Regions from separate parts of the Homo sapiens genome. Here all the other regions are linked to region 1. A link is a contact called in ENCODE Hi-C or POLR2A ChIA-PET data. All regions are on one chromosome and are shown on one strand. The core of a region is the stretch at or near the end of the contact, and the rest is flanking DNA. Distances in the headings are between cores, read along the strand shown. Region 1 has its middle 23 kb from the start of LINC02530. Region 2 holds the start of HIVEP1 (HIVEP zinc finger 1). Region 3 has its middle 77 kb from the start of ADTRP. Region 4 overlaps PHACTR1 (phosphatase and actin regulator 1). Region 5 has its middle 55 kb from the start of ADTRP.

What was found. Hi-C counts contacts between places; a loop is a spot of excess contacts on that map. ChIA-PET counts read pairs that join two places held with the same protein, here RNA polymerase II (POLR2A). Pooled maps may share reads with other maps.
Region 2: a loop to region 1 is called in a map of GM12878, with 16 times the contacts of the local background. The contact joins the promoter of HIVEP1 here to the enhancer-like site in region 1. A Hi-C loop is called at or near these places in 7 of 168 maps with a recorded cell type or tissue (GM12878, IMR-90, OCI-LY7 and 3 more), 35 of 37 single-sample maps with no recorded cell type and 19 of 50 pooled maps. POLR2A ChIA-PET finds 5 or more read pairs at or near these places in 2 of 52 experiments (GM12878 and HEK293).
Region 3: a map with no recorded cell type shows a loop between it and region 1 (12-fold over the local background). The contact joins two enhancer-like sites. A Hi-C loop is called at or near these places in 3 of 37 single-sample maps with no recorded cell type and 2 of 50 pooled maps.
Region 4: a pooled map shows a loop between it and region 1 (5-fold over the local background). The contact joins two enhancer-like sites. A Hi-C loop is called at or near these places in 3 of 37 single-sample maps with no recorded cell type and 2 of 50 pooled maps. POLR2A ChIA-PET finds 5 or more read pairs at or near these places in 1 of 52 experiments (activated CD4-positive, alpha-beta T cell).
Region 5: a map of GM12878 shows a loop between it and region 1 (3-fold over the local background). The contact joins two enhancer-like sites. A Hi-C loop is called at or near these places in 3 of 168 maps with a recorded cell type or tissue (B cell and GM12878), 17 of 37 single-sample maps with no recorded cell type and 10 of 50 pooled maps.

The regions. Positions count from the first base shown.
Region 1 is chr6:12,606,719-12,610,306 of GRCh38, forward strand. No RefSeq gene overlaps it. Among named protein-coding and RNA genes, the nearest start is that of LINC02530, 23 kb to the left of the region's middle. RefSeq lists an enhancer at 1,772-1,891. Within about 2 kb of position 1,738, at least 3 of the 41 ENCODE cell types and tissues checked have a DNase peak (open chromatin) inside an H3K27ac peak, as active enhancers do; they include GM12878 and endothelial cell of umbilical vein, where a contact is called at or near this core.
Region 2 is chr6:12,010,481-12,014,298 of GRCh38, forward strand. It overlaps HIVEP1 (HIVEP zinc finger 1), which reads left to right and starts at 1,832. Exons shown (of 9, transcript NM_002114.4): 1 at 1,832-2,086. RefSeq lists an enhancer at 1-427 and silencers at 757-1,666, 1,847-1,986.
Region 3 is chr6:11,853,526-11,857,091 of GRCh38, forward strand. No RefSeq gene overlaps it. Among named protein-coding and RNA genes, the nearest start is that of ADTRP, 77 kb to the left of the region's middle. RefSeq lists enhancers at 1,214-1,293, 1,374-1,443. Within about 2 kb of position 1,451, at least 3 of the 41 ENCODE cell types and tissues checked have a DNase peak (open chromatin) inside an H3K27ac peak, as active enhancers do.
Region 4 is chr6:13,270,501-13,274,592 of GRCh38, forward strand. It overlaps PHACTR1 (phosphatase and actin regulator 1), which reads left to right. Exons shown (of 15, transcript NM_030948.6): 11 at 2,360-2,415. All of the region lies in intron 8 of TBC1D7-LOC100130357 (TBC1D7-LOC100130357 readthrough), which reads right to left. It also overlaps a transcript of LOC100130357 not described here. Among named protein-coding and RNA genes, the nearest start is that of TBC1D7, 56 kb to the right of the region's middle. RefSeq lists enhancers at 1,980-2,079, 2,791-3,990. Within about 2 kb of position 1,696, at least 7 of the 41 ENCODE cell types and tissues checked have a DNase peak (open chromatin) inside an H3K27ac peak, as active enhancers do.
Region 5 is chr6:11,831,807-11,835,817 of GRCh38, forward strand. No RefSeq gene overlaps it. Among named protein-coding and RNA genes, the nearest start is that of ADTRP, 55 kb to the left of the region's middle. RefSeq lists silencers at 2,026-2,255, 2,103-2,293 and an enhancer at 2,516-2,815. Within about 2 kb of position 2,170, at least 3 of the 41 ENCODE cell types and tissues checked have a DNase peak (open chromatin) inside an H3K27ac peak, as active enhancers do; they include GM12878, where a contact is called at or near this core.

The sequences.
Region 1 (3,588 bases), core at 488-2,987:
AGGGAAGGAATGCATTATCATTAGAGCAGTGGGAAGATAGAATTGCCTGTGCTCACTGGATGATTGGTGGGGAGCGTCAGCTTCCACTGCAGATCCCAAGCACTGAGCCAGCCTAGCTTCCTGAGAACTGCTGACCTCAAAATGCAGGAATGATGTTGCCAGACGAGGGTCCCTTCAGCAATCGATGGGCTCACACTGAAGTCTTGTTTGCTCGTCTCCCTGTGTGTCTCACTAGACTAGAATACTAAAACTCATGAAGAAACGGCCTCAGCGACTTGGAGCCAAAATGAGCACAGGGAATAAAAAAGAGAAATTAAAAATATCAGCCTCACTGTGACAGCCAGTCTAACATCTCCCTCCCTGCTCATCTCTCCCTTTCCCTCCCTACTGATTATCTCAAAATTCTTATGCTTCCTTATTCTCTGTCCCTGTCATACGCAGACACATGCACTCACATGTTTATCCCTCCTCTTTCTTTTCTGCAAGAAATATATGCCACAGAATCACTCTTCTGGTAGTAAAACAACCATTGGGTTTGGTTAAAACCCACAGCTGTAAAGTTTACCCATCCCCATTCAATTTCCCAATTGATTGCCAATCTTCTTCATCATTTCCTACATGGATATTGGGCTTTAAATGCTACAGCATCATACAAAGGAGCTGTAAATACAGCAAACATAACATTTATCTTTACCTTTACAATCCTGAATATTTTCATTTAAATAGTCTCATTTATTAAGTTTAGCCTTTCTCTGTTCTGATCATTAAGTACTTGGTTACCAGAAGGAAAACTGGATTTTGGATGAATAATTTATTCTGATAGTGTTAGTTTTGTTGTGTCCCTGAATGTTCGTGATATAGTTAATGAAGATGGGTCACTAAACCTATGTCACTGATGAGAAAAAAATTCCTACATGATAAACAGCAATGGAACCTGCATGCAGGTATGAGTATATATGTGTATATGCATATGTACACACACACACACACACACAGAGACACACACACAGAGGAATAAATATATGAACATACTGCAGAGATACTGAAGCCAGGAACAAGAATCTTGACTTAAATATTAGACAAAGAAAAGCTCCTTTTGTGAAAAAAACCATCTTAAAATATAAATTTTCAGTGCAGAACTTCAGTTACCAATTGTTAGTCTTCATAGTAAGCCTGATGATAATAAAATGTCTATTTTTTGTTTTTTAGAGACAGAGTCTCACTCCATCATCCAGACTGGAGTACAGTGGCACAATCATAGCTCACTGTAACCTCAAACTCCTGGGCTCAAGCTGTCTGCCTCAGCCTCCCGAGTAGTTTGGGTCACAGGCACGTGAGACACACCCAGCTAATTTTTTACTTTTTACTTTTTTTTTCCATAGAGATGAGTCTCATTATGTTGCCCAGGCTGGTCTCAAACTCCTGGCCTCAAACCATCCTCCTGTCAAAACACTTGGATTACAGGCATGAATCACCGCACCTGGCCAATAAAATGTCTATGCTTGTTGGAAAAAAAAAAACAAAACTCTGTTTATTGACACTCGCTGTATTATGTAAAGAAGGCTGAGAAGCCTTTTGCACACTGTTTTATGAAAATAACAGACAATACCCATCAGTTGTGGCGTGACTATATTGATGCGCTCTTGGTAAGGTGCTAAGAACAATCCTTTCTGTAAAAGGATGAAAAACAAAACCCTTGAGCAGTAAAAGATGACACATTCCACAAATGTTAGCTAATTTCCTGCAACAGAGCATAATGAAAGTGCATGTAGACAGGGTGTGCTTTATCTGCAAAAAGAGGAACAAAAAAAGAAACAAAAGCATCATCATATCTTTTGGTATCCAGAAATAAAATCCACTCAGTTAAATGGTGATTATGAGCAACTTTGAAAAGATTGTCAATATCGAATGCTATTTTTAAACAACAAAAGTTTCTCTTCATACCTCTAGCAGTCTTACATTTTAAAGAAACAGGCTCAAAATAGCACAACACATATTTCTAGGTTTCGATCATTAAAATTCTTCATCTGTGGACTACTAGCCATAAATAATCAACTTGAGAAAATAAACCAAACTTGATGGCTTTCTTGTTTCTTCTTACCATTTCTGGATCTTTGAACTTTCCCTTCCACTTTCTCAACCAAAGATAGCCTAAACAAAGAAAGCCAAAGCCAGCTTTTGCCCAATCTTTCCGATTGTCCTGCATAAATCAAACTAGAAGTGACCATATTCCTTGTTTCACTGAAAAGGGACTTAGTGTCATAGCTAAACCTTTCACTGGAGAAGAGAAATGGGGTTGGACAGAAAGACTAATTATAAACCTGCCAGTCAAGGTTTACCATAGAGAAACAACAGGAAATATCTATGAAGCTGTTCACAGCTTGTCAAGATGACCAATGGAAGACCACATATATGACTTACCTTGACAATAGCTTAAACTCTGGAATTTCCTTCCACTGTAGTAAGTTTTATGGTGCCCTTGAACCAGGGAAGCAGTGTGCTGTGCCGGGGGGCGGGGGTGGTTGGGGGAACTCAGGCTTTGCTGATAAACAAACCTAGGTTTGAATCCTCCAAAGTCTACTTACCAGGTGGATGGTTTCTACAATTTTTTAATGAGTCTGAACTTCTTCATTGTAAAATGAGTATAAAATCTCATTTGCAATACAATACCTAATTGTATTGTGTGAGGAACTAGAGATAATATGCAAAAAAGTACCTACAGCACATCTTTAAACATTATAAAGGGCGTTACAGGAGTTGAGCTTTGTTAAGTCTTTGTGAAGGTAGAGCTGTCCTAAACTGAAGTCACTCTACCATAGTCTGTCTCATCTCAGATATGTTTTTGAAAGGCCCTTTCATAAGAGGTTCTGTAAAAAGTAGTGCTCATGGGGAAAGTATTATTCTGAAATCATCCTGCTTAAAATCAACTTTCTGAACTGCCATGCAGTCTTGGCAAATACGAATTTCCATCACCCCTTTGCTACATGCCAAGTTGGAATATTGAGAATGCTGTCTATTATTCAATCTAAGTAAAGTACATTACTTTTAATTGGAGGTTGTTTCACTGCCTTTTTGAATTAGGAGACTAATCATTCATCAGAAACACACAATTAAGGATTTTTGTGTTAATTTGGCATTATTGCCATTGATCCAAAAGTGTTGTTATCTTTTAAGCAAGAGCTGAAGTGAGTTCCTCCCATATGTTTTGGCAGAATTGGTGCATCTGTAAGATTCAGCGCTAAGCCCTCCATGCCTTGGCATAGCAGCTGCACAGATCAGTGCTCCGGGGCTTGTTCCAAGCACATCACCTCATAGATTTGCAACAATAAATCAGAAATTTCAAATCTACTGAACAAAGTTTCCTACCGGATCTGTAAGTTGATTTACTTTTGCAAACATCTATAAAGCATCTTTTCATGTAAGTCACTGTATAAATATTATTAACTTTTCAGCTATCTTGCCCAGAGCCCAAACAAGCTGCAGAAAATATTTTATTTTACCTCAAAAAGCATTTTATGCTGGATAAAGAGAATACATACAAAGTTTCAAAGCTTCAAAGAGAGAAAAAATATTTCAGAAACCTACCAG
Region 2 (3,818 bases), core at 582-3,081, 600 kb before region 1:
TCGTTATGGAAGCCCAAGGGAACAAAACAATTCAAGTTTGCACAGATGGCCAGCTGTCTTAGTGGTTGTATGGTCGTTTAGCATTTTTATTCCTTAAAAGGGGAAACCAGTTTAGTTTCATCAGGGATTTTTTTTTTTTTGCATCAATTTTGTTTCACCTTATTCCTCTCAAGTTTGAGGTGGCCCGTTAAACCAGCCACTTTTGCTTCTTGAGGTGGACCTGTGGAATTTCTGTGCCCCAAACTGCGAACGTTCTTTAGGTCTAACCCTGAAAACCTTCGTTACCCTGGTCCAGCCCCTCTTCACTGCTTTGCCATGGATTTCCACTCCTTGCTTTCTCTACTGCTTTCTAGCAGCCGGGGTCACACCTTGGTTCATGCTAATTACTCCCTCTTCCCCTTTCACGCTCTCCCCTCTTCCCTGGAGCCCGGTCCGACGACCAGCCCCGCACCCCCCTTTTCTGTCCCCGAAGTCCCCTCCCGGGTTGGCCCTATAAGCTGTCAGGCTGGCAGGCAGGGGTTAATTGCGCTCGCAGCTTCGGCACTGGGAAGCACCAGCGGGGCTTTGGAGCGGCCTCTGGAATAACCTTGGCTTTCCTCGCTCTTTTAATAGAACATCCGCCACCAAAAAGTGGTTTCAGTTCAGGGTTAACATGTCCCCTTCCACTCTCCAAACCAACACCCTGCCCCCTCCGTTTTTTTAAAAGTTGTTTTTCAAAGTTAATGAGTTTTAAGTTTCACAATGACTTTCCCCTTCCTTCTACGCGTTGCTGAGGAAACCCCCTTGGGGTCCCCCCCCCCCCCCGCCTCCCCCTCCCCCATTCTGCCCGGGCGAGGGGCGGGGCCGGGAGACCCCATGACGTCAGCGGCCGGCCCACATCCTGCTGTAGAAAGTAAAGAGACGGTAAAGAGAAACTACGGCCCCGCCCGTCCCGTCCCTCTTCCCGGACCAACCGCCCCCAACTGAGCGACCCCGCCAGGCCTTCCCGGGGCCGCGTGACTGGCCGGGCCCGCCCCTCCGCCCCCGCCGTGTGCTGGTTCCCCAGGCGTCGCGACCCAGGGCTCCCGCCCCCCGCGTCCCTAACCCCGCCCCTCCCCCCCGGGCTGCGCTGCCACCTCCTCCCGCGTCCCCCTCCCGTCCCTGCGGCGGCTCGGCCGGGCGGGGCGGGGAGGGGCGAAGCGGCGGGTAGGTGGCGGGGCCGGCGCGGTCTGGGGCCCGCCCCGCCGGGGAGACCCGGGGCACTGGCTCCGGGTTCGTGCCGGGCCGGGCGCCCATCCAGTCCCTACACCCGGTCAGAGCTGGCGGCCGCGCCGGCCCAGCTGGGCCCCGGCGCCTGGGCGTCCCGCGCCCCTCGCCCCGGCCTCAACCCCAGCCCCCGCGGGGACGCCCCCTCCCCCGCCCACGCGTCGCCGCCCGCGGCCTCCCCTCCTCCCGCCCCCGGGGATCCCCTGCCGCCCCGCCCACCCGCGGGAAAGCCTCCGACCTTCGCCCTGCCTCCCCCGCGCCGCCCGGCCCGCGTTCCTCCCGCCGGCCCCAAAGACGCTAAACGTGCCCTACTCTGCCCCGGGGGAGAGGTAAAGCCCGCGCCCGTCCTTCCCGCCCCGGGCCCCGCGGCCCCAGGGTCTGTCCGCCCGCCCCGCCGCGGCGCGCGCCCCCCAGCCCGGCTGCCCGGCTCCCTGGCGGCCGCGATCATGCCGTGGCTCCGGGCGCCGGCGAGCTTCGCCGCCTCCTCCGCCCGGCGGCTGCGGCCCCCGCCCGCGCGCCCCGCGCTCCCCCCCCCGCCCCCCGGCCCGCTCCCCTGTTTAATATTTCAGTGCTGGGTGGTGTGAGCGCCAGTCGCCGGCCTTCAGCGTGGCGGCTGCTGGGCGGCGGCAGGGTGGCGGACGGAGCGGGGGACCGGGGAGCGGCGGCCGCCGGAGGAGGTTATGTTTGTGTTTGGGGTTGTCAAGTGAAGGAGGGATCCCAGGCGCCGCCGCCGCCGCCGCGCGGGGGTCGCGGAGATCCCGAGCCGCGGCCGCCGCCATCAGCAGCGCAGCTCCAGGGCCGGCTGCAGCGGCAGCGGCTCCGCCGGGCGTCCTGGCAGCAGGTTCGGCGCGGGCTCCGCGGCGGGGGCGCTGCAGCTGGGGAGGGCGGCGGGGCGGAGGGGGGGGGGGGCAGGAGCACATCCCTTCGGCGGGCGGGGGGCGTGCGGGCGCGCGTGTGTGTGTGTGTGTGCGTGTGTGTGCAACCGCCGACCTTGCAGAGGGGATGGCTGCGTGCGGGAGACCCTTGGCACTTCTGGGCGCCCTCGCCGCGCGCGAGCCGAGCAGGTACAGAGGGACCCAGCCTCCCCAGCCGCCTTCCAGCCGCAGACGCATTTTGCAAGAGGGTGGGGGGTGAAAGAGACCAGGCCTCGGCATCCCAACCTCCCGGCTTTGTGGGTTTCTTTCCCTTTCGTTCTTTGCTCTAAGTGCCTGTTTACTCCCGGCCACCTGGGTAGTTTCTTTCCGGGTTGGGAGTGCGCGCCAGCTGCAGTTGGGAAGGGGGCGGTGGGTTGGGGTGCGGGTCGGCTCGGGCTCGCCTTGGGGTCGGGCTCGGGAAGGAGTTGCTGGCTGGAGAGGGGAGGGGGCGGCGGCGGAGCAGGCGGCGAGGAGGAGTCTCAGGGCTGCCGCGCTCGCCTCATCTCGTCCTCCTCCTCCTCAGCTCTCTGCATCCACTCCAGGCTCCTTCCTGAGCTGGCACTTCCATTCCCCCCCTCCTCCTGGCATGCGAAGCGCTTTGTTCAGTGCAGCGTTGCAGAGGGGTTTTCCCAGGCTCCGCCCTCCACATTCATTCATGTTTTTTCTCCTTGCAACTGTCTTTACGCTTTTTGATCGTGTCATGTTTTTGCTCCATGTAGTATTTATTTCTTTCCCGTAAAGGAACGGTTTATCACTCGTCCTAGTCGCTACAATGCTGCTGTCTTTGGAAATACCCACTTCCCCCCACAAGGATTTAAATATGGGATGGACAGCTAGGGACAGTGGGTAGGCAATGAACGGGGTAGCAGAAAGCCTTTACGGACAGGGAATGTGCATATTTTACATTTATGCTCCGGATCCCATGGGATCACATGATTGGATTACAGTCAGAGTTCACGCTTTAAAAACTTCCAAATATCGTTACCATTTAAAAGCTTTAAGTTTAACAACGAACGTAGTTAAGCATTCATGCAATTTATTTGGTTCAGCTGTGTCTCAATTCTTTATTGAATCAGAACCTTCCTGAATTAGATAGTGGATGTTTCTTTAGAGCAAGGAGCTGAGAAACCCTATCTTTTATAGATCACTTAGCACAATGCTAGATGAAATACTTAGACCATCATTTTTTTTTGTATTATTTTACCATGTAGTTAAAAATTGCAAATAATTTTGTGCTGAGCTGACATACAGCCAGATCAGGGATAAAATACTGAAGTTAATCGTGGCCTTCTTTACCTTCTGTTTCTTTGCTGTAATGAAACCATAAATTTCTAAAACCTTATACTGGGATGTTAGACACATTCCTTCCCATATAGGCTTTCTTAAGGAGAATTAATAGTTCAGCGTTTTTGTGTGACAGGCAAAGCGTCTACAATGTTTAGTTTAGTCCTTATAACAACCTTCTGATGTGGATAATATTTCCTAATTTTACAGTTGGGAAATCTGATCTTCAGAGAGGTTAAGTAACCTGAACAAGGCCACACAGTAAGGGGTAAAGCCTGGCTTTGAACCCACTCCGGTTTGACACCAAGATAAGTCGTCATGACTTGCTGCGCCTCTTGAAAGAAATCCTGAAAGTAGATGTTATCAGCTCCACAA
Region 3 (3,566 bases), core at 201-2,700, 750 kb before region 1:
ACTCCAAAAATCTTAGCATGGAAAACACTTTGAACTTATAAATAAGCCATTTTCACTTAAAGATTCCCCTTCTTTCACTAGAAACCTTTTACACTTTGTTTCCCCTCCCCACCTCAACACCCTGCTAGCTTCCCTCCCACCCCCCACCCTGGAACAACAGATTGGGTTAGTGCTAGAAAATGTCTTTTATGGGCAACTTAGGCAACATTCCGTTGTCAATACAATCAACAGAAGTCAGAAATGTCAATATTAGGCAACAGTCAAAAAATTCAAATGAGTTTCTGGAAGTTGTTCCATTTCAGCCCCCTAGTAATTTCTGAGTAATTCCTTCATTTGCCTTCCAAACACTTGGCACAATATTATCTTCAGGGCACAAGCTATGCCCATTAAGCAAATTTATCCAAGCAAAACTGTGCAGCAAAAAGTGGTTTAACATATTCCAAGGTTCAATGTCTCTTTTTTAAGGCAGCTGCTCCTCTCAGCAAAAATAGAATTTAGGGAAGTGCCAACCACAGCATCCTGGGGACTGAAACATCTTTACACATAGTTGTTCTATTTTCAAATAAGAATATATATATAGATATAGATGATGTTTAAACATTGCAAAGCTTAAAGGCATTCACAGAGAGATTAATTGTTGTGTGTGACTATAAGTAACACAAGGCTGAGATTAATAATCTGCTCAGAGAACTATTTTTCATGCGACACACAGAATCTTATTGTGTGTATTTCATTATTGCTATCTGATGGTCCCAAGGGTTCACTGTGTTTATATAAAGATTCCTTGCCTCTTTCCAGAGCCTGGAATGTTTATATTTTAGCACATAATCTTCAGAGACTCTGATGTGAAAAGTAGAATGTGTTTTTAAAAACTCGTTGTGTATTTTCCAGAGTTATTTACAAAAAAAAAATTTTTATTGAATTTGCATTGATCAGTAGTTCCCAACCAGAGGTGACTTTGCTTCCCAGGGGACATTGGGCAATGACTGGAGATATTTGTGGTTGTCACAACTAGCATCGAGTGGACAGAAGCCAGGAGTGCTCAAAACCTACCATGCACAGGACAGGCCCCACAGCAAAGAATTATCCAGCCCCAAATCTCAATAATGCCAAGGCTGAAAGACACTGGTATAGAGCGTCTATCTTGGTTATACATGACAACACTACAGTTTGTTCCATCCAATAGAGAATGTCGCCCATAATATACCCAGAGCAACCACCAGTGGCCTTTGCAATTATAACCCTGTTGGCCTGAGAATACACATCCCCCGTTTCTGTGCATGTCTAGTCAGGGAACTGACCACCAAGTTGGAAGTGAGAGATTCTAGGTCATTTTACTTATGGCTTAAATAGCTCAATATGTTAAAGAGAATTTGGTGCTATCCTTGTTAGTCATGGCAAATTTCCTGGCTGCCTATAGAGAAAAGAGGCAAAGAAATCTATTCTCAGCTGATATGATGGGAAAAGAATTTGATATCTTAAAAAGAAATACTCAGTATTTACCACTGATTTGCAGCATGACCTCGGGGAACTCCCTGGCTTAAAAGCACAATGACTCATGAGTTCTCCGTGATCTGTGACATATTGAGAGCACATAGTGTTGCCTCTCTCTGTTTATTCTTCTAATTCGTTAAAAGAATCAACTATGATTTATTGAAAACAATATATATATATATATAGTGTGTGTGTGTGTGTGTGTGTGTGTGTGTGTGTGTGTGTGGTGTCAGCCTACCTTTTTCCTCCATCAACAGGGAGGGTTTGATTAGGGGATGAACCCCAAATGCTACTACTGCCCTACTCCAACAGATCCTATTTTCACTGTTTCTACATCCATCTCACCTTTGGGAACCATAAAATAAGTGTTTTGCTTGAAGTGTAGTCAGGGAGAGTCCTCATATGGATGTAACTATTCAAGTGTTTCTTCAGGTTTTTACAATAGGTAGAACTTGCAGATATACATTTATCAATTTATTATTAATCATTAGTGTTATGAACATCAAAATTTCAAGGTAGCAACTATCCAGCTTTCTAAAGTAAAATCAAAGTGCTTTTATTTTGCACCAAGTATAGTCTTAATCATGGCCTTCAGGTATATTTCCTTACTCCAAACATAATTCAGTGGAAAGACCAGGCAGTGACCTGGGGCACTTGTTTTTATCTCTCTGAAACTTATTTGTAAATTGGAGATAATAATCATATTTTATAGAGTTCTTGTGAGTTGAAAATGTTAGAAGTCTTAATACTGAAAATATCTACTAAGGATTAAGCAGGTGGATGAAAAACTCACCCCTGGATTCAAGTTAATGAAATCTTGGAATTCCGCAGAATAAACAGAAAAGCCTAAAAACTTGCTAAGAGAGGGAAGAATATTGGCCACATGCCAAGGGATGCAAATCAAACTGGTGTCAGACATTCTGTTAGCAACAGAAGACACTAGTAGATAGGGTGGCAAAGCTTCAAAGTTTTGAAGAAAAACGAATTTGGTCCTTGCATTCTATACCCAGCCAAACAATCATAAAGTACACGGTCAAATTAAAACACCTCCTGATATGCAGTAACTCAAAAAGTACATCACTCCTATATCCCATATGAAAGTACTCCCCGGGGGCTTTCTTACTACCAAAATAAAGCAATTTTCAAAAGAACATGAGACATAAGAGAATGTGCAATGAAGTGTGACCAAGAAGAGGTGAGGAAGCTGCAAACAAAGTTAAAAAGAATTAAATAGATACTAATTGGATATTCTCCTTGGAGCAGCAAAAGTTTGTGGCACAGGATCATATTACTCTTTTATGGATTCCTTTATGAATAATGTTTCTATAATTATAATAGTCCAATACTCCTTCAGAGTAAATATCTAAGGACAAAACATGGAAGGCAGTTACAGGTGGCTAGTTGAATTTAAATGTCATAAATGTTAGCAATAAATGATAATATGACTAACCAAAACTGGGAAACAGGGAGGGATAGAGGGATAGAGAAAGAAGATAGTGTATTTCAGCAAAAGTCTTAATTTTTCCTAGTAGAAGTCAACAGATACTGTCTGAAATAGATAATCACACAGTAGAGAACTACAGGGCTTGATACAGATGTCCTTTATAACTCTTACTCTTGCATTTCCCTGGAAGTATTCAACATGCAATTTGATAAGATAAATAAATTAGAGGTATGAAATCGGCAAGAGGAGGAAAAATGATCACTATTTGTAGATAACATGCTTATGTAAGTGTAAAATCACAGAGAATTTTCCAAAACACTTGCAAGCCATAAATTAGATCAATAAGTTAGTAGAACATGTCAGAAATCAATAGCCTTAATAAAGTGTAAAAAATGACCAAAAATAGCAGTTCAGGTAAGTTACCATGAAAAATCTTAACTAGTGTATATAACCCTTATGAGGAAAATTTTAAATCATTTCTGATGGATACAAAAGTGACAACTAGCAAATGGAAAGACTTAATGTGATAAATTAGAAGACTCCATCTCACGAAGATGTCAATTTCTCCTAAGTTATTTTATAAACGTAGCATGTTGCAAACAAAATACCAATTAGAGAAAACTGATAA
Region 4 (4,092 bases), core at 446-2,945, 660 kb after region 1:
AAAGGGACTCATTCCAAGTAACAAAATACACTCCTGACACCCCAGAAATTCCAGGGGTTTTAGGTGCTCTGTGATAGGAACTGGGTCAAAGATAAATATGTTTTATATTATACCACAGGGATATTTTGAAAAGGAATAATAAATATGAAAATGTTCTTATACTCTTAAAAACACTTTGGAATGCAATTTCCAACAGTTTCAGGGTGCTATAGGCTTTATAAGCAGGTATATGACCAAAAATCCTTTCTCTGACATTGTATTAGGCCATTCTTGCATTACTATAAAGGAATACCTGAGACTGTGTAATTTATAAATAAAAGAGGTTTAATTGGCTCATGGTTCTGCAGGCTATACAGGCAGCATGGCCCTGGCATTTGCTTGACTTCTAGGGAGGCCTCAGGAAACTTCCAATCATGGAGGAAGGTGAAGGAGAAGAAGGCACATCACATGGCAAAAGCAGGAGCAAGAGAGAGAGAGAGAGTGAGCAGGGAGTTGCCACATGCTTTTTTTTTTTCTTTTTTTTTTTTTGAGACAGTCTCACTTTGTCACCCAGGCTGGAGTGCAGTGGCGCAATGTCGGCTCACTGCAACCTCCACCTCCCAGGTTCAAGCGATTCTCCTGCCTCAGCCTCCCAAGTAGCTAGGATTACAGGCATGTGCCACCATGCCCGGCTAATTTTTGTATTTTTAATAGAGACGGGGTTTCGCCACAAAGTTTTAAATGACCAGATCTTGCAAGAACTCACTGTCAAGAAGCTAGGACCAAGCCATGAGGGCTCCCCATCCAAGCACCTTGCACCAGGCCTCCCCCCGAGCAATGGGGATTACCATTCAACATGAGATTTGGGCAGCGACAAATATCCAAACTATATGAGACATTGAAGCCCATTCCCTATATAGGATGTGTGGTGGTGACACGGGAATGTCACAGAAGCAATTGATTCTGGCCCAGCACAATAAACAAAAACACAAATGACAACAAGCTTTGAATTAAAAATATAGTCCTTTCTGGGAGATTGATTCCAGGACTCCCTTGGATACCAAAATCCAAGGAAGCTCAAGTCCCTTGTATAAAATGGCGTAGTATTTGCAAAAAACTATGTGTATCCTCCCATATCCTTTAAATCATCTCTAAATTACTTATATCTAATACAAGATAAATGCTATATCAATAATTTTAGACTATTGTTTTTTGTTTGTTTTTTTTTTTAATATTTTCCGTCAGCAGTTGGTAGAACCGAAGAATGTGGAACTCATGGACACAGAGGACCAACTGTAGTTAGGTTTGGAGACTTCATTGACTTGATATTTTCACTCTAGGATCTCTCTTTAGATTTCAAGATGTGAACATCTTGCCGACTATAGACACCAGTTTCTAATACCCAAGGAGGGACTGCAACTTCCTCAACTAGGAGAGCATCATTTCTACCCCTTAGATCCCAATAGAGGAGTCTGAGAAGCCTAAAATTTCTTCTACAATGATTCAGTTTCTCACACACCTCATCCCAATGGGTGAAGTGGAATGCCGGATAATTGCAGGTTGTTAAATAATTACCAAAAGCTTCAAAGGTACAGATGTCTCTGTTCCTGCTCAGGCTCCTGAGTCCGTGTCAGTCATTCCTGGGACCTAATGCAGGCATTCTCCCCTCAGATGCCATGCCCGTTCCCTGGCTACTTCTGTCACTACGTGCCATCCACTGCCTGTCCCGCCTCCACCCATTGCGTCATTGCAGGCTCATGCCCTGGCTATGATGTTTCATGTACGGTGGCTAAATTTCACGCCTGGCCACAGAAGTATCATTTCTGTGCCTTTGCCACTCATGTCTTCTAAGCCTCCGAAATAAGAGGAGCAGGACCAGAAGAAGAGCAGCCATTGTTCTCTGCAGACAGACACATTCTCTCACATGTCCCCGGGGCCACAGACCTCTTTATGTTCTAACTGGGTCTGCACAGAAGAGGCAGGAGACAGGCTTTAGCCTCAAGGGAGGGAGAGAGAGGCAAGAGGCCACAGTCCCCAAGTTAGGAGGCCACAAGGAAAGAAAAGGACTTCTGTGAAGAAAAGAGTCCCGTCTGAGTTGCAGTCCACTTGCCTGGGGCCACTGGAGGAGATGGGGCTGGGGAGGGGCCGCTGCAGGGAGGAGGGCGGGGGTCAGCGGCTGTGACATGACGCACGTGCCTCTCCTGGGCTTGAAATTGAGGAACTGAGGAGGCGGTGGTGGCGAGAGTCAGTCTTTCAGAGCACAGGATGGAACAAGAACTCCAGCCACTGACTGTCTCATGTATCTGCAAGGGCCGAGGAAATTAATGACCCAAGGAGGCTATGATATGGTCCAAAAACTTTTCCTGGATTTTTTCCGTAGGCGGCTGAGCCAGAGGCCAACTGCAGAGGAACTGGAACAGAGGAACATTTTGAAACGTAAGTGACTAAGCCCATGGCAATCCCTGATGTTTTGTGGCGGCTTTTGTTATTATTTAATGGTAGGCCACAAGGTTTCTACCTTGCGCCTCTGCGGAAAGCATTGAAAACCTTTCTAACGGTTGAAGCTTCATGTGTGCATGTTAGAACACCAAAGACGACCTCCCCAAAGAGAAGGCAAATTTTATTCCACTTTATTCTTTAGAAGCTCACGGGCGGCAGGCAGAACCTTCCTTTTAGTGAGTTGTAAAGTCAGAGAGAAGCTGAAAAATTAGAGTGAGACCACTTATTATTTAATGATTTTTAAGAGCAGGGTCACCTTTAAACCAGAATTGGCTTGAAAATGGAGACTGTGATATGCACGGCTAAAATAAGGGAAATGTCCATTTGAACTGAGACTAGAAAGCATGACTTTGCATTGCAGCTGGCTGCTGTTGATAAAAATCCCTCATCCCTTTGAATGTTAAATTGAAAGACTAAGAAAGCATTTCCAAGTGAAGTGCTTCATGTCTGTCTCTCAGGATTCCCACAGCTGGTCCCGGGCATGCCTGTCTGATGCTCTCATTCGAGGAAAACTGCCTTTCACCATTGCTGCAGACAGAAAAAAATAAATGAGCCCCTTGTTTGGTTTAGGACACAGAGACATTTGAATATGTACAGAGGATCCACTTGGTGCTTTAAAAAAAAAAAGAGAAAACAGGATACAAAATACTAAAAGAGATCAAGCATTTGATGGACAGCAGTATGCGTCAGTTTAGTGGTAGATATTAAATAACTTAAATATCAAACCATTCTATTCATTCATTGCTACCATTCTCGCCAACACTGGCCTCAAGATAGTGAACAAATATTTCTGGCTTAATTCATGACCCTGTTCCCCCTACCCCACAACACACTTCTAATTTCTCTCCAGAAGAGAAAGATATATACTATGCAGAGTTTTCTAGAAATGCTATGTTGTACAGACTGACTCCTTGCCTCCCCCGGCCCCCCCGCCCCGCCCCGCCCCGTGCCCAGTAAATCACATGCAACCGCAGTGTGAGTTTGCCGGGAATTTCCACTGAAACCACACTAAGATATTCTTGACTTTACCTTTCTACCGTGCTCACTGTGGCCTTGTGACTTGGTCGGCATTTCGTAGTCTGCTGAAGGTGGGTGCTGGGTTCCGCTTTGGTGGGGAGACCTGTTGCCTACAGCACCCACCCCCGCCCGACGCCCCCGCATGTCCGTTTATGTCAACTCTGCCTTTATCAATGTCTTGCCTCCCGTCCCCACGCCAGCCGCCACTTCCTCAACTCTCAGTAGAAGTTATTTTCAGGATTAGCCTTCCTCAGTCGTGGGGGAACCCTACGCTTTGCCTAGGTCTCTAGGAATGTGTGTTTACTTTTTTCTGCCCAAGGGGTACCCTTTAAAGTTTCCAAGCTTAATATTCTATATAATGAATTCAGAGCTTTTTCAAAGCATTTCCAAGGTCAGGGAAGCATTTGGCTTGTAGGATGTCTTCCTTTCGGCCCCAATCTGGTACCTGAGCCATTATAAACTTCCCATTGTTGGAGAGAAAGATAAACAGCCAGGTGAACCTGTACAACTTACTCACAGCCCGCTGCTGTACTTGTGGCCTCTGACCTGAGACCTAAACTCAAAGAAGCTAAAAGCCTCCGGGGGATTATTTAGGTT
Region 5 (4,011 bases), core at 920-3,419, 770 kb before region 1:
GCCTATCGGCACGCCAGAGCTGGGGCCAGTGCGTTCCTCCGCCGCGATGTGCTCTTTTGGACCTCCAGCTGCTTCTGTCTCTGTCTTGCTAGGGTCTCGGGTGTTTATAGGCCCAGGATGGGGGCGTGGCAGGTCAGTGTGGTCTTGGAAAATGCAACATTTGGGCGCGAAGGCAGAAGTGCCTGTCCTCACCTAGGTCTGTGGGGGTGGAGCCCTAGCCAGGGGCCACGCCCTTCCTCTACCCAGCACTTCTCTTCCCCCACTTCCCTGTCATTTATAGCGACCACACTCTTCTCTTCCCAGCACTTCCGTATCAATATTACTTAAAGCTAGCTTTGAAAATTAGTTGTTTGTTCCTAGAAAGGGTGAAGGACACCAGCTCAGAAGTATTCCTGTTGAGGACATGTGAGATGTCGATGTCAGTTAATCTGTTCCACTGACCCTCAGATAGCCAGACAATTATCAGAAAATTCTTCCTTTTCACTGGTAGTAGGAAAAACACTTCCATGAACACAACTCTCTTCTTATAAAATCAGATGATTATTTGGATATGCTTAGTATCTTTTAAAACCATAGGTTAATATACAGCATAGAAGAAAAGCAATTTAAGAAAAGGGGGGCTCTGAAACTCCAAAGCCCTTAAGACCTTCTTGAAATCCATGGAAGAAAACAAAGGTGATGTTGAATGTATTTCATATTTGGAAATCAAATAATAAGTAAGGGTTCCCACTAAGGTCTGCTATATTGATAATCACTTAGACTTTTTGTGAGCTAAATCTTCTGTGGTTGCTACAGCAAACATTTATTGAATACCTTCTAAGTATGAGACTCAGTACTAGGATGTTTTAAAGATTATACAATTCTTATTTAAGATGTGATATATAGTGATTAAATCTCATTCACAAAAGTAGGGTTTTAGTTGTGCTTGAGCTTATATGTAAAGGTATGTACATATACATGTATGCGGTTTGTTCTTCCTATTTGCAAATGCCCATATTGGGAGAAAATGCCAGTGCCAGTCAAAGCCAACTGAATTGTTGTGCATTGACACATACTGAGAAAAAAAGGGCACAGCAACAAAAATGTTCTAGTCCCAATCAAGCGATAAACAAAATAAACAAAAGATATTCAAATCAACTTTAAAGAACCTGTTTTTGCTGAGTTTTGGAAGAAACATTAAGACAGTGGCTCAAGTTCCCACTTGAACATGAGTGTTTGTTGTTATTTTTAATGCTAGTTTTAAGGTTGAATTCATTAATGTCATGGTTTTGAATAACTTGAATTTTATTTACCTCTGGGCAGGTGAGCCTCCCTACAAATGACCATGATGTAGAAAACACTTGCACACATAGACATATGTGTCACATGGATGTATAGTACACTTCTTAGGTCAAGTTTTTTTTTTTTTTTTTGAGACGGAGTCTTGCTCTGTCACCAGGCTGGAGTGCAGTGGCACAATCTTGACTCACTGCAACCTCTGCCTCCCAGGTTCAAGCGATTCTCCTGCCTCAGCCTCCCGAGTAGCTGGGACTGTAGGTGTGTGCCACCACACCTGTCTAATTTTTGTATTTTTGGTAGAGACAGGGTTTCACCATGTCGGCCAGGATGGTCTCAATCTCTTGACCTCATGATCTGCCTGCCTCAGCCTCCCAAAGTACTGGGATTACAGGCATGAGCCACTGCGCCCAGCCAAGATTTTTTCAGTTCGCATGAGAGGGAGGCCTTTGGGGAGACAGGTGGATACTGAGCTCTTCTTGGTAACAGGAAAGCCATTAGAATAGGAAGCAGTGAATCAGGTGAAGAATCAGAGTGAGGAAGGAGCCAGTGAAGCTGCAGTGGGTCAGAAGCATAGTCACAGGGAGGTTGGGCGTTATCTCAGTGCATTTGCTATAAAGGAACACCTGAGGAATGGGTCATTTATAAAGAAAAGAGGCTTAGTTGGCTCACAGTTCTGCAGGCTGTACAAAAAGCAAGGTGGCAACATCTGCTTCTGGTGAGGGCTGCAGGGAGCTTCCATTCACAACAGAAGATGAAGGAGAGCAGGCATCACTTAGCAAGAGGAAGGGAGCAAGAGAGAGAGGGGAGAGGTACCAGGCCCTTTCAAACAACCAACTCTCAGGTAAGCAAATAGAGCAAAAACTCCTGCATTACCACAAGTGGATACCAAGCCATTCATGAGGGATCCGCCCCCGTGACCCAAACACCTCTCACCAGGCCCCACCTCCAACAAGGGATCAAATTTCAACACGAGATTTGGAGGAGACAAATATTCAAAGTAATCAGGAACTCTGGCAGAACTTCAAATGCCGAGAGTGGAATTTTGAGGTTAAAATTAATGGCCATGATAGTTACTAGAAGCTTTTGAAATATGAGTGGGTTTAATTATTTGACTGAGTTGATGTCAATAGCCTGAGATAGTAACAATGATGATTGTGTGCTGTTGCTGTTCTTCAGCCCTTCGCACTAAGGAAAGTTCTTCGAAGCCCACAGCCAGCTTGCAGGTGGAGAGGGCAGATAAAAAGAAAATGGTCATGAACATAAGCATGATTCTGCCGTTTTCTATGGCTCTGGACAGACCAGTTGCCTGAGATACCTCCAAAATTCATTTAGAAAGATGTGACAAGAAGGTTTCAGTGTTAGAACGTTGACGTCTAAGTTATTTATGGCAGAGTCCCAGCTGCCGCCAGAATTCCCCTTCTTAAAATAACCAACAGGTGGGTGACCTGGTCTTGAAGAACATTGTATCAGAGTATGCATGGGATACAATACTGCCTTCTTTCTTTTCTTGCTTAGGTAGTACTACCTTTAGCTAGTAATAAGACCCCTTGAATTTTGGAATTCAGGTATCAGAAAAAAGCTGCTAGCTCAGTGCCTTTTATATACACATAGGTATTTAATACATGTTTTTGCTTATCGATTGGTAAAAACTCCTAAAGATAGGTGCATGCTTGTGTGTGTGTAATGATTTTTAGAGATTATGGGTTTGGAACTGTCTTTGTTCTATTTAGATCAATATGATCATCCATTTATCTTGCTCTTCTTGTTTTTTATTGACTTTTTTCCTGTAATGTATGTACCAAAAGTATTTGCTGTTGCATCTTCTTAAGAGAATGCAAACATGACCGTGTTTCCTTTCTCTCAGAAAAAATGACAATTCATTTTCCAGAAATCATTTAAATTAAAATTGATGTTCTTTGGACATTAAAAAAAGGGGTGGGGCAGCATGAATTTTTTTCTTCTTGTAGTTTGACTGCTCACTGGCAAGAGGAGAAAGCCAGTCCTGAAGCCTGGGGTTGCTAGACTGGCCACCTTTCCCTCCTGTCTTTCAGCATGCCCTTTTAAGAGCAGGAAACATGAAAGGGTTTGGCTCAGACCCCAATTCCACTAAAGGCGTTATCCAATTGGCACTGAGGTCTGTCTCTGGCCTTGGTGGCTTCCCTGATGGCTGTAGCATTTGTTCCACAGCAATGACATTCAAATCCCGAGAGATGCATGAAAACACAAAAATAATGTGTGGTGAGGAAACAAGTCTCCTAACTGGTTCTTCAACAATCCTCCTTTGTGTCAAACCCAGATTGCATTTGGTTGGATGCAGGGACAATGCTAGGCCATGAAGAAAACAGAGATCAAAGGAGATGGGATTTCCAGAGGCTAGGAACAGAGGCCCTCCAAGCAAGAGAGGCACTCACAAAGTCAGTGAAGCTGTGGTGGTAATCTTGGTTGTAGGTGAGGAACCAGAACAGACCCCAAGAGTGGCAAGGGTCATTCTGGAAATGTACAGCTTAAAGAACACAGCTAAAATCTAGGGTAGATAGCAAGGTGAAACAGAGAGCCCATGAGCCTTGGAATCAGAAAATCAGAATTCTGGTCTTAGTCTGTCTCCAAGCAACTGTGAGTTCTTGGCCAGATAGTTTATCCCATCTGAGCCTCAATTTCCTCGTCTCTGAAGTGTAGGGTTTGGATTAAATGACCTCTTAAGTGCCTTTAATTTTTTATAATTATATGCCTGAG